Regions from separate parts of the Homo sapiens genome. Here region 2 is linked to region 1. Evidence: chromatin contacts called from ENCODE Hi-C or POLR2A ChIA-PET data. All regions are on one chromosome and are shown on one strand. The core of a region is the stretch at or near the end of the contact, and the rest is flanking DNA. Distances in the headings are between cores, read along the strand shown.

Evidence for each region. Hi-C counts contacts between places; a loop is a spot of excess contacts on that map. ChIA-PET counts read pairs that join two places held with the same protein, here RNA polymerase II (POLR2A). Pooled maps may share reads with other maps.
Region 2: a loop to region 1 is called in a map with no recorded cell type, with 4 times the contacts of the local background. The contact joins two enhancer-like sites. A Hi-C loop is called at or near these places in 1 of 37 single-sample maps with no recorded cell type and 2 of 50 pooled maps. POLR2A ChIA-PET finds 5 or more read pairs at or near these places in 6 of 52 experiments (B cell, GM10248, HEK293 and 3 more).

What each region holds. Positions count from the first base shown.
Region 1 is chr22:46,751,737-46,756,084 of GRCh38, reverse strand. No RefSeq gene overlaps it. Among named protein-coding and RNA genes, the nearest start is that of TBC1D22A-DT, 8.6 kb to the left of the region's middle. RefSeq lists a silencer at 1,759-1,935. Within about 2 kb of position 1,849, at least 36 of the 41 ENCODE cell types and tissues checked have a DNase peak (open chromatin) inside an H3K27ac peak, as active enhancers do.
Region 2 is chr22:46,891,632-46,895,979 of GRCh38, reverse strand. TBC1D22A (TBC1 domain family member 22A) reads right to left here. Exons shown (of 13, transcript NM_014346.5): 7 at 1,134-1,196. Among named protein-coding and RNA genes, the nearest start is that of TBC1D22A-AS1, 22 kb to the left of the region's middle. Within about 2 kb of position 1,844, at least 5 of the 41 ENCODE cell types and tissues checked have a DNase peak (open chromatin) inside an H3K27ac peak, as active enhancers do.

The sequences.
Region 1 (4,348 bases), core at 600-3,099:
GCTTCCACCTAGATTTCAGAGGATGTATGAGAAAGCCTGAGTGCCCAGGCAGAAGCCTGCTGCAGGGGCAGAGCCCCCACAGAGAACCTCCACCAGGGACAGAGCCCCCACAGAGAACCTCCGCCAGGGGCAGAGCCCCCACAGAGAACCTCCGCCAGGGGCAGAGCCCCCACAGAGAACCTCTACCAGGGCAGAGCCCCCACAGAGAACCTCTACCAGGGGCAGAGCCCCCACAGAGAACCTCTACCAGGGCAGTATGGAGGGGAAATGTGGGGTTGGAGGCCCACACACAGTTCACAGTAGTGAACTCCACTGCCTAGTGGAGCTGTGGGAAGGGGACTGCACCCTCCAGACCCAAGAATGGTAGCGCCACCAGCAGCTGCACCTACACCTGGAGAAGCTGCAGGCACTCCACCCCAACCCATAGAGCAGCCACAGAAGCAGGACTGCCCAAGGCCTTGGGACGCCACCCCTTGCACCAGGATCCAGGATGTGGAGTCAAGGATTATGTTGGAGCTTTAGGATTTTTTATTTTATTTTATTTTATTTTTTTGAGACAGAGTCTTACTCTGTTGCCCAGGCTGGAGTGCAGTGGCATGATCTCAGCTCACTGCAACCTCTGCCTCTCAGGTTCAAGTGATTCTCCTGCCTCAGCCTCCCAAGTAGCTAGGATTGCAGGCACGCGCCACCATGCCCGGCCAGCATTGGGATTACAGGCAGGAGCCGCCCAAATGCTTTCTTAGATGCAAAAAAAGAAAAAAAAAATTAAAAAGACACCCCCACCCCCCAAAAATTGATCAATTATTTTCACATCCAGGAAAAACAACAAATGCAAATCCAAATGCTTTGAAGAATAAGACTGATTTTCGGAGGCTTTCAGGGTAGACAGAGGAGGGCCATTATGCCACGGCTCATGCAAACAAGCCTCCTAAATGCACCCTGGAGATGCATCGCACCCTTCACAGCCACCATCAGCCCCTTCCATCACCTTTGATCCTCTGCCATGCTCCTGCAGACCTCCTGCCCAGACCTCACCTGCAGGCCTCTCAGTCCCTTTCCCGTGTGCATCTGCAACCCTCTCCACCTCTCAAGCTCAGCAAATTCCAGCATCCTCAGCATCCTCCTCATCCCCCCTCACCAGATGCCCAGCGGTGGGGAGGGAGGGGGTGGCAGTGGGGGTGGGGAGGGGATGGCGCACACAGTGGGTATCATGATTTGTATTTTAAAGATGAGAAAGTAGGGGCTTCAAGAGGCAAAGTCCCCCAGCTAGAGTGAAGGGAACAGGGTTTGGAGTCCAGCTGCTGACCCCACAGCCCACTCACTGTCCAGTTCACCTTGCCGGGCCCTGGCCACAGTCCCACTGCTAATCGGAAACACAACCAGCTGTGGCATTTCCTCCCATGGTCCTTTGCAGCACGTGGTCCCCACCCCCTTGGCAAACGTGCAGGAGCCACAGTCGGCCGTGACTCATGGACAGTCCAACCCAAAGTGACTCAGGCAGGATAGAGAGAGGACAGCAGACATCAGAGGGAGCCCAGACTGGCCGTCTGCAAGCTGCATCCTGGCCTCATGTCTCCTGTGACTGATCACACTCTGCTGTAAACACGGCCAGCCCCCGTTTTCCCACCTGTAAAATGGAGATGAGGACACCTGCCCTGTGTGTTTCCCAGAGTCATGATGGGAATCCCCTGAGACAAAGGACTGGAAGGCAGTTTGTAAACCAAAATCTCTGAGCAAATATGACACCGCAGAGTAGGGAGTGAGTCTGTAAGTGACGTGAAGCCTGGCCTGGAGTGGCAACCGGAAGGCCCTATGGCCCCATGGTGCTGTGTCATCCCTGGACTTCCCGCAGCTGCTAGAGTGAAGGAAGGAGCTGGTCTGTCACTTAACACCAGAAGAGAAAGTGGCCCGGAGAGCAGGCATCTCCCAGATATCTGACTGGGCCAGATATCTGACTGCTAGGAACTGGGGACACAGACCTGGGAACTCTGTGCCCTTATGACATCAGAGCCTGGCGGCCAGGATGGAAAGTGTGTTGCGGCCCCAGCCTGAATGGCACTTTTGGGTGGACATAGACCCAGAGGTGCATGGCGTGGGGAGGCTGGCACTAAAGGGCCTGCCCATGTGGCATCCCAGGCATGGACATCCTGAGGGTGAGGGGAGAAGGCAGGCAAGGTGCTGGCACCACACTTCTGCTGGGATTGTGCACGGTTTGGCATCCTGGTTCCAAGCTGAGCCCCCTGCAGTTGCAGAAGGCCACTTTGGTGGGGAGGGGACACTCCTGGGTTCTGGTGGCATGGCCTGCCTGGCACAGTGTGGCACTGGATGGAAAGAGAGACTGGGGGGAGTGGTCTCTTATTTTGAGACACTGCAAACACCTCGTTTCTCTGGGCCTCAATCCTAAGAGCCTGCGGGTCAGGCCGAGTGGTAAGGTGGATGAACCCCTGACTTTGGAACCAGACAGACATGGATTTCAATCCTGCTGTGCAAATCTGGGCAGCCTTCTCAGCTGAGCCTGTTTCCTCACCTGCTGGCAGAGGGCTCAATGCAATCGGGCATGAACCTGGGCACATGACAGAATCCAGCCAGGGCTAACTGCTGTTTATAGTACTGACGCTTAGCGATCCAAACAAAAATAAAATTCAGGAATCTGGCCCTGTAGGGTCTGTACTGGCCACTCGGCATCATCCTCCCACTTCCTGACCACCTTCGGATGACACTGGTTCTTCCAAAGGAGGGATGGTGGCTGCCCACCCAGGTGTCCTGGGGACACTGCAAGGGGTGGGGAGACATGCCATTCTGGAGGAGTTAAGCTCGCTGGCAATGGATCCAAAGGCAGCCCCTCCCCCCTACTCCCCTACGCAAGGGACCAAGCCACAGCTGGCATGAAGTGATGCCCTATGGCACCTTCCAAGGAACTCCTGCCACATCTCCATCCCCTCTGTCACTGTGGAGAAGGACCCATCCTCACTGAAGCAGAGGCTCCCAGGGGCGTGGGGCAGGACTTGCGGGAAGCAAGAGCGGGGCCTGGGGATGGGGGTGGGGGAGGCATGGGACCCAGTGTTGGGCCCAGGGGCGCTAGGGGCCTGAGGGGCAGGGGGCAGGGCTAGAGGGGTGAGGGGCTGTGCTAAGCCAGGGAGCCCTCAAGGGCCACACGTTGGTGTGGTAACCCCTGTGTGTATCTGCTGGAGCAGGCTCAGTCCTCTGGTTACCCCGGCTTCCCACACCCCTCTCCCTTCACACGTTTTGACCCCTAGGCAGCGTCTCCACTTGGGAAGGCCCAAGGCCCAAACTTAAAGTGTTCCTGGTGCCTGACCCCAAGTCTCTTGTTTTAGGATTGGGGAAACTGAGGTCCCGAGAAGCAAGGCATTTGTGGTGTTTTGCAGGGGGAGATCCCCTGGTCTCTCCTCTTTCCATCCAGTGCCACACTGTGCCAAGCAGGCTGTGCCAGCAGAACCCAGGAGCATTCCCTCCCCATCAGAGTGGCCCCTCTACAACTGCAGGGGGCTCAGCTTGGAGCCAGGACCTCCCATGTCTCCTGGTGGGGAAGGTGAGAGCAGCCTTCCCGAGGGAAAAACGCCTGGCCCTAGCCCATGTGGACCTCCAGGACGCCGGGACCTTCCCACGGGAGGGGCAGTGCTGTGCAGGCCACCCGCCCTTGCCACAGCAGTCACTACCATCTCTAGATGGCACAGAGAGAAGCAAGGGCTGCAGCCACCTGCAGCCTTTCACCAAGAATAAGCTGTGGCCAGAACTAATGGGCACATAGGCTGCTTGGAATGGTGCCTGGTCAATAAGAATGCATCCATGTTTGACATGAGATGCCTGCACAGTGTTCTGGGAGCCCCAAGGGAGCCCAGCCTCAGCCGCCTGCAAAGAAATCCCCCAGATCCTTGATCACCACGTCCCTCTTGGTGTCCCTAGCAAAGGGCAGCCATGGAGCCCAAGACCGGACACCTCCCCACTGTGAGTGTCAAGCAATGTGTGGAGGGTGTTGGTCAGCGGAGGACAAAGCCCAGGCCAACTGAGACAGGCAAGAGAGGGGGTCTCCAGCAGGGGGACCATCATCCAGGCACCCTCCCAGCTGCCAGGGCCGGGTCCTCACACCGCCTGCCATGCCTGCTCTGCTCTGTCCTTGGCTCTGCGAGTCCCTGCAGCAGGCTGTGTCCCAAACCAGCACCTCTCCTTCATCCCCATCACTCTGGCTATGGGAATTTCCAGTAGGTCATAGCCCCCCGCCTTCCCCACCGAGCTTCCCGGGGTCCTCACTTGGTCATTGATGACATACTTGGCAAGTGCACTGGATGTAACCTGAGGGAAGTGGGGAGATAGGGCTCCAGGGCCTGGA
Region 2 (4,348 bases), core at 595-3,094, 140 kb before region 1:
ACAGTTTATTTGGTAGCGGCCGTCTGGGAAGCTTGTGGACATTATCTTGAAGGTACAACAGGCACACACCACACCCAATGATGCAATAATTGTACTCCTTTGTAAAAGCCTTAGAGAAATCTTGCCTGTGAGCACCTGCATAAATGTACGTGAAGGCTCCAGATAACACCCTTCCTAACAGCAAAACATCAGAAACAACCCAAATGTCCAACAGGAAGAAGACGAAGGAGAGTGAGGAATATTTAAATAACAAACTATTATGTAACTAGATACAACAGATTAGCTGAATCTTAGAAAACAATGAGAGACGCCGGGCGCCGTGGCTCACACCTGTAATCCCAGCATTTTGGGAGGCCAAGGCGGGCAGATCACTTGAGGTCAGGAGTTCAAGACCAGCCTGGCCAACAAGGCAAATCCCTATCTCTACAGAAAATACAAAAATTAGCCGGGCGTGGTGGTGGGTGCCTGTAATCCCAGCCCAGGGAGGCTGAGGCAAAAGAATCACCCGAACCCAGGAGGTGGAGGTGGCAGTGAGCCGAGATCATACCACTGTACTCCAGCCTGGGCGACAGAGCAAGACTCTTGTCTCTAAATAAATAAAGGAAAAAAAAACAAGAGGCAGAGACCAGACTACACAAAGAGTTATGCAGCTCCAAAAGACCCAAATTAAATGAATACATTGTGTCCCTACTGTCCCATGAATGAAAGTCACAAAGAATCGTAAACATAAAAGGCAAGAAAGCGTCATCCAGGAAGGGGGTTGCACAGGGGTGGGGGATACACAAGCGGCCTTGGTGCTCTGGGTCAGGCCTGAGGTCAAGGCCATGTTTGTAGCTGGGCAGCACTGGGGGGTTCTGTTTCCTCAATCTGGTGGTGGAACATGAGTGCATACATCCACACATATGTATTACATACATTCTTCGCTGTGTGTCAATATTATACAGTAAAAATATTTAAAGAACAAATAGAAGTCCTGTCAGCAACTGTGTCCACAAGGGCTAGATGCACCGGCAGCTCACCACAGCAACCTTGCTTCTGGGTGAAGCACCTCCGGCTGCGCCCACTGTCTGGTTAGCACAGTGGGCATCAGCCACTCCCAACGAGGGGAACTCCCCACGGCAAGAGCTTCTTACCTCCGTCACCTTGGGCTGCAGGATCAACGCTTCAGGGCTCATGCGAGGGATGTCTATGTGGATCTGGAGAAGCAGGAGAAACGGACATTTATGTTACGTCACAACAAACATCATTACGAGCGATATGATTAAAACAGCAATACTGAGGTAAGTCCTTCCCCGGCCTCTACCCCGCTCTCTCCTTGAGGATTCTCGTTCTCCATGTTACCACCTTCTCCCCTGAAGGAGGTATCCAAAGCCTGTTCTCTCTGAACAGCTCGCCCAGGCCTAGGCGACAGGCTTGCTTGACACTGTCCCTATCCAGCAGCCGTTGCTGCATGATTAGAAACAGAGCAGGCCTCGGCTGCTTAGTAACATCAGCCATAGCAATTAGTAAACATCGATTTTCAGCCTCTGACACAGACAGCAATTCAAGTACATCAATAGTTTACAAGTTTTCAGCTGTGACAGCTTCTTCCTGGACAGAGGCCACATTTTTCTCCACTTTATGAAGTCCTGGGGGAATCTAGAACATTTCTCAAAGGAAGCCTTTGAAAGCCTCTGTTAGTGTCAGCTGGTTCCTGCTTGGCCACCGTCTGACATCAGAGTCATAATAAAGTCCCCAACACTGCAGAGGAGGACACTTGTGGTTCAAGAAGCAACCAAACAAGAGTGTTGTGGGCTTGGCCTGGCATCACAGGCAGGCTCCCGACATCCCACGTGAACATCTCACACTAGCCCACGCTCCCGTTTATCCAGGACAACGGCACCAATGGACTGAGGGAAGACAGGCACATTTTAATGCCAAGGGAGATGCTGCAATTGCATTTCATTTCGCCCCATCCTTGCACATCTCCACAGAGGACTCTAACACCCAGGAGGCTGGGACATCATCACTCTGCCACTTATCACACTGTGGCCAGGCCTCAGTTTCCTTGTCTACAAAATGCCTGCTCCAAGTATCTCAAAACGTTACTGGTGAACATCAAGATTGTGAGTCAACAGCCAAATGGAGTAAGCTGAGGCACACACACACATCTGTGATGCGTGCCAAAGGAGGCCCGCCAGCAGCAGTGCTGCCGAGGAGGAGGAGGAAGAGGAGGAGGCAGAAGCAGCACTACTCTATCCAGACAGGCAGGGCCAAAGGACTGAAGCTGGCCCCATGCAGGAGCCCAGGTGCCAGCAGGGACAAGGGCCCAGGTCTCTCATCAGGGTGTCCTGGCGGCCTAATTGCTCTCCCATACAGTTACACTCGTGTGGACACACATCTGTCCCCAGCATGAGCAGCATAAGCTCCTGCAGGGCAGGAACCAGGTCTGAGCCACCTCTGCATGACCAGGGCCAGCAAAGCCCGCTTACATAGGAGCTCCTGTCACACATTTATTGAGCAGACGAGGCAGCATCCACCAGACCCAACCCCTGCCATCATCCCCATTGTCAGGAGAGGCTCCAACATTAGAGAGGCGGTCCTCCACAAGGCTGGGCAGGTGGGGCTCTGTGCACCCCTCCATCCATCCCGCCTGCCTCCCATCATACACAGAACTGGGCAAATCAGAAAAAGGCCACAAGAGAGCTGACTGAGGGAGGAAAAGACAGACCAGATGAACGTTTAACTCTGACTCCATGTGGCTCTCCATGTGGCTTTGACACAGCATCTTCAGCAGAAGAGTGAGCACATAAAAATCAAATGAAGAAAGGATGGAAAGCAAGCGGGAAACCTGCCGAGGCCACCCCACTCCTGCTGCCTCCACCAGTGTGCAGGGGTGGCATTGCCCACTGCGGGTCAGACGGCTGGTCGGGCTCAGTCCACAGGTCAAACGCCCAAGTGGATGTAAAGGAGAAACCAAGGTCTCCAAACCCCCACCGGGCCCAGCTCTGCCTGAAATGGCGATGGCGAGAACGCAGAAGGCGCAGTTCTAAGAGGCCTCAAAGCATCAGGCAGACAGGAAAAACTACCGCGTTGCCACAGGCGTGTCTCATCTATATTAATGTAGAAATAGTCTGGGAATTCACAATAATCTGGAACCTTTTTATTACCTATCACAGTAACTAAATAAAGATGTATGCAACCTGTTCGTAATTAACTTTCTCTTCCAACACTCATAACAGAATTCCACTTGGTAAAACTCGCAGATAGATGCTAGTGTCATCCTTTGGAAATCTTTTCTGAAATTAAAATGCATTAAAAAATAGGTTCAAAACAACGCCAAATTTATCAATTTCCTAAAACCAGTGGAGTGGCAAAAGAGGCCAGGTAAGCTAATATTTCCTTAAGCAAATCCAAAGTAATCTGTGTATCAAATCAGTTTCCCAGAGTAACTGGGTGGCGGTCCAGTGCGGTCCAGGGGCCCTGATGAGAGACAGAAGGCAACACGGGCCAGGGGCAGCTCCGGCCTGGAAGGAAATGGAGATGGCTGCTTTGCCCCAGCCTCACTCCTAAGCAAGTCACCTTTCCTCCTGCAGCCCTGTGTCCCATCCGTCTTTGAAGCTGCTGTCCAGGAAGGCATTTAACTTAAAGAATCTTTGTTATGTAACAGAGGTAAGGCATATATTTGGACTTTTTTTTTTTTTTACAGATAAAACCAACTAACAAAGAGATGTGGCTATCCCACAACTGAAAGAGAAAATGTGGCAAAGCTCCATCACCTAGAAGCAGGGTTTGCAGAGGGAAACATTCCTGCCGTGCCTCAGGAAACCCAGAAGCTGGTTTCAGATAGCTAAGACAATAATACCAATTAAGAACCACCATTTTGACCTTTCACATATTACAAAGACAGTGAGAATTATAAAGTCCTCAAAGAGCTATTCTAACAGCAAATTCTGGATGTACTGTGAATCATAAATCAATTTTAAGTATTTTCCCATTATGTACATCATCTGTCAACTGACTATTTAAGAAACCATAATTAGACACACTTTATATTAAACTAAATCACAAAATGGTAACTTGGCTACACCTTCTGCTATGATCTGAAGTGTGTCCCCTGCAAAACCAAACTGATGAACACACCTTTCCTGGGTCGGTATCACATCCCTACCTAGACCGAAGAGCCCAGCGCCAGAGAACCCCAGGCAACCTCTCTGTCCTGATGCCATCAGCTAAGTGGTTGGGCCTGGGCCTTTAGGAATGGCCTTTTATTACCAGACAGCAGCTCACTGTGATACAAACTCCCACCATCACCCCAAGGCCGGTCTCAGGAATCCAAGGCATTTATTTTGTAACCTCAATTTAAAAT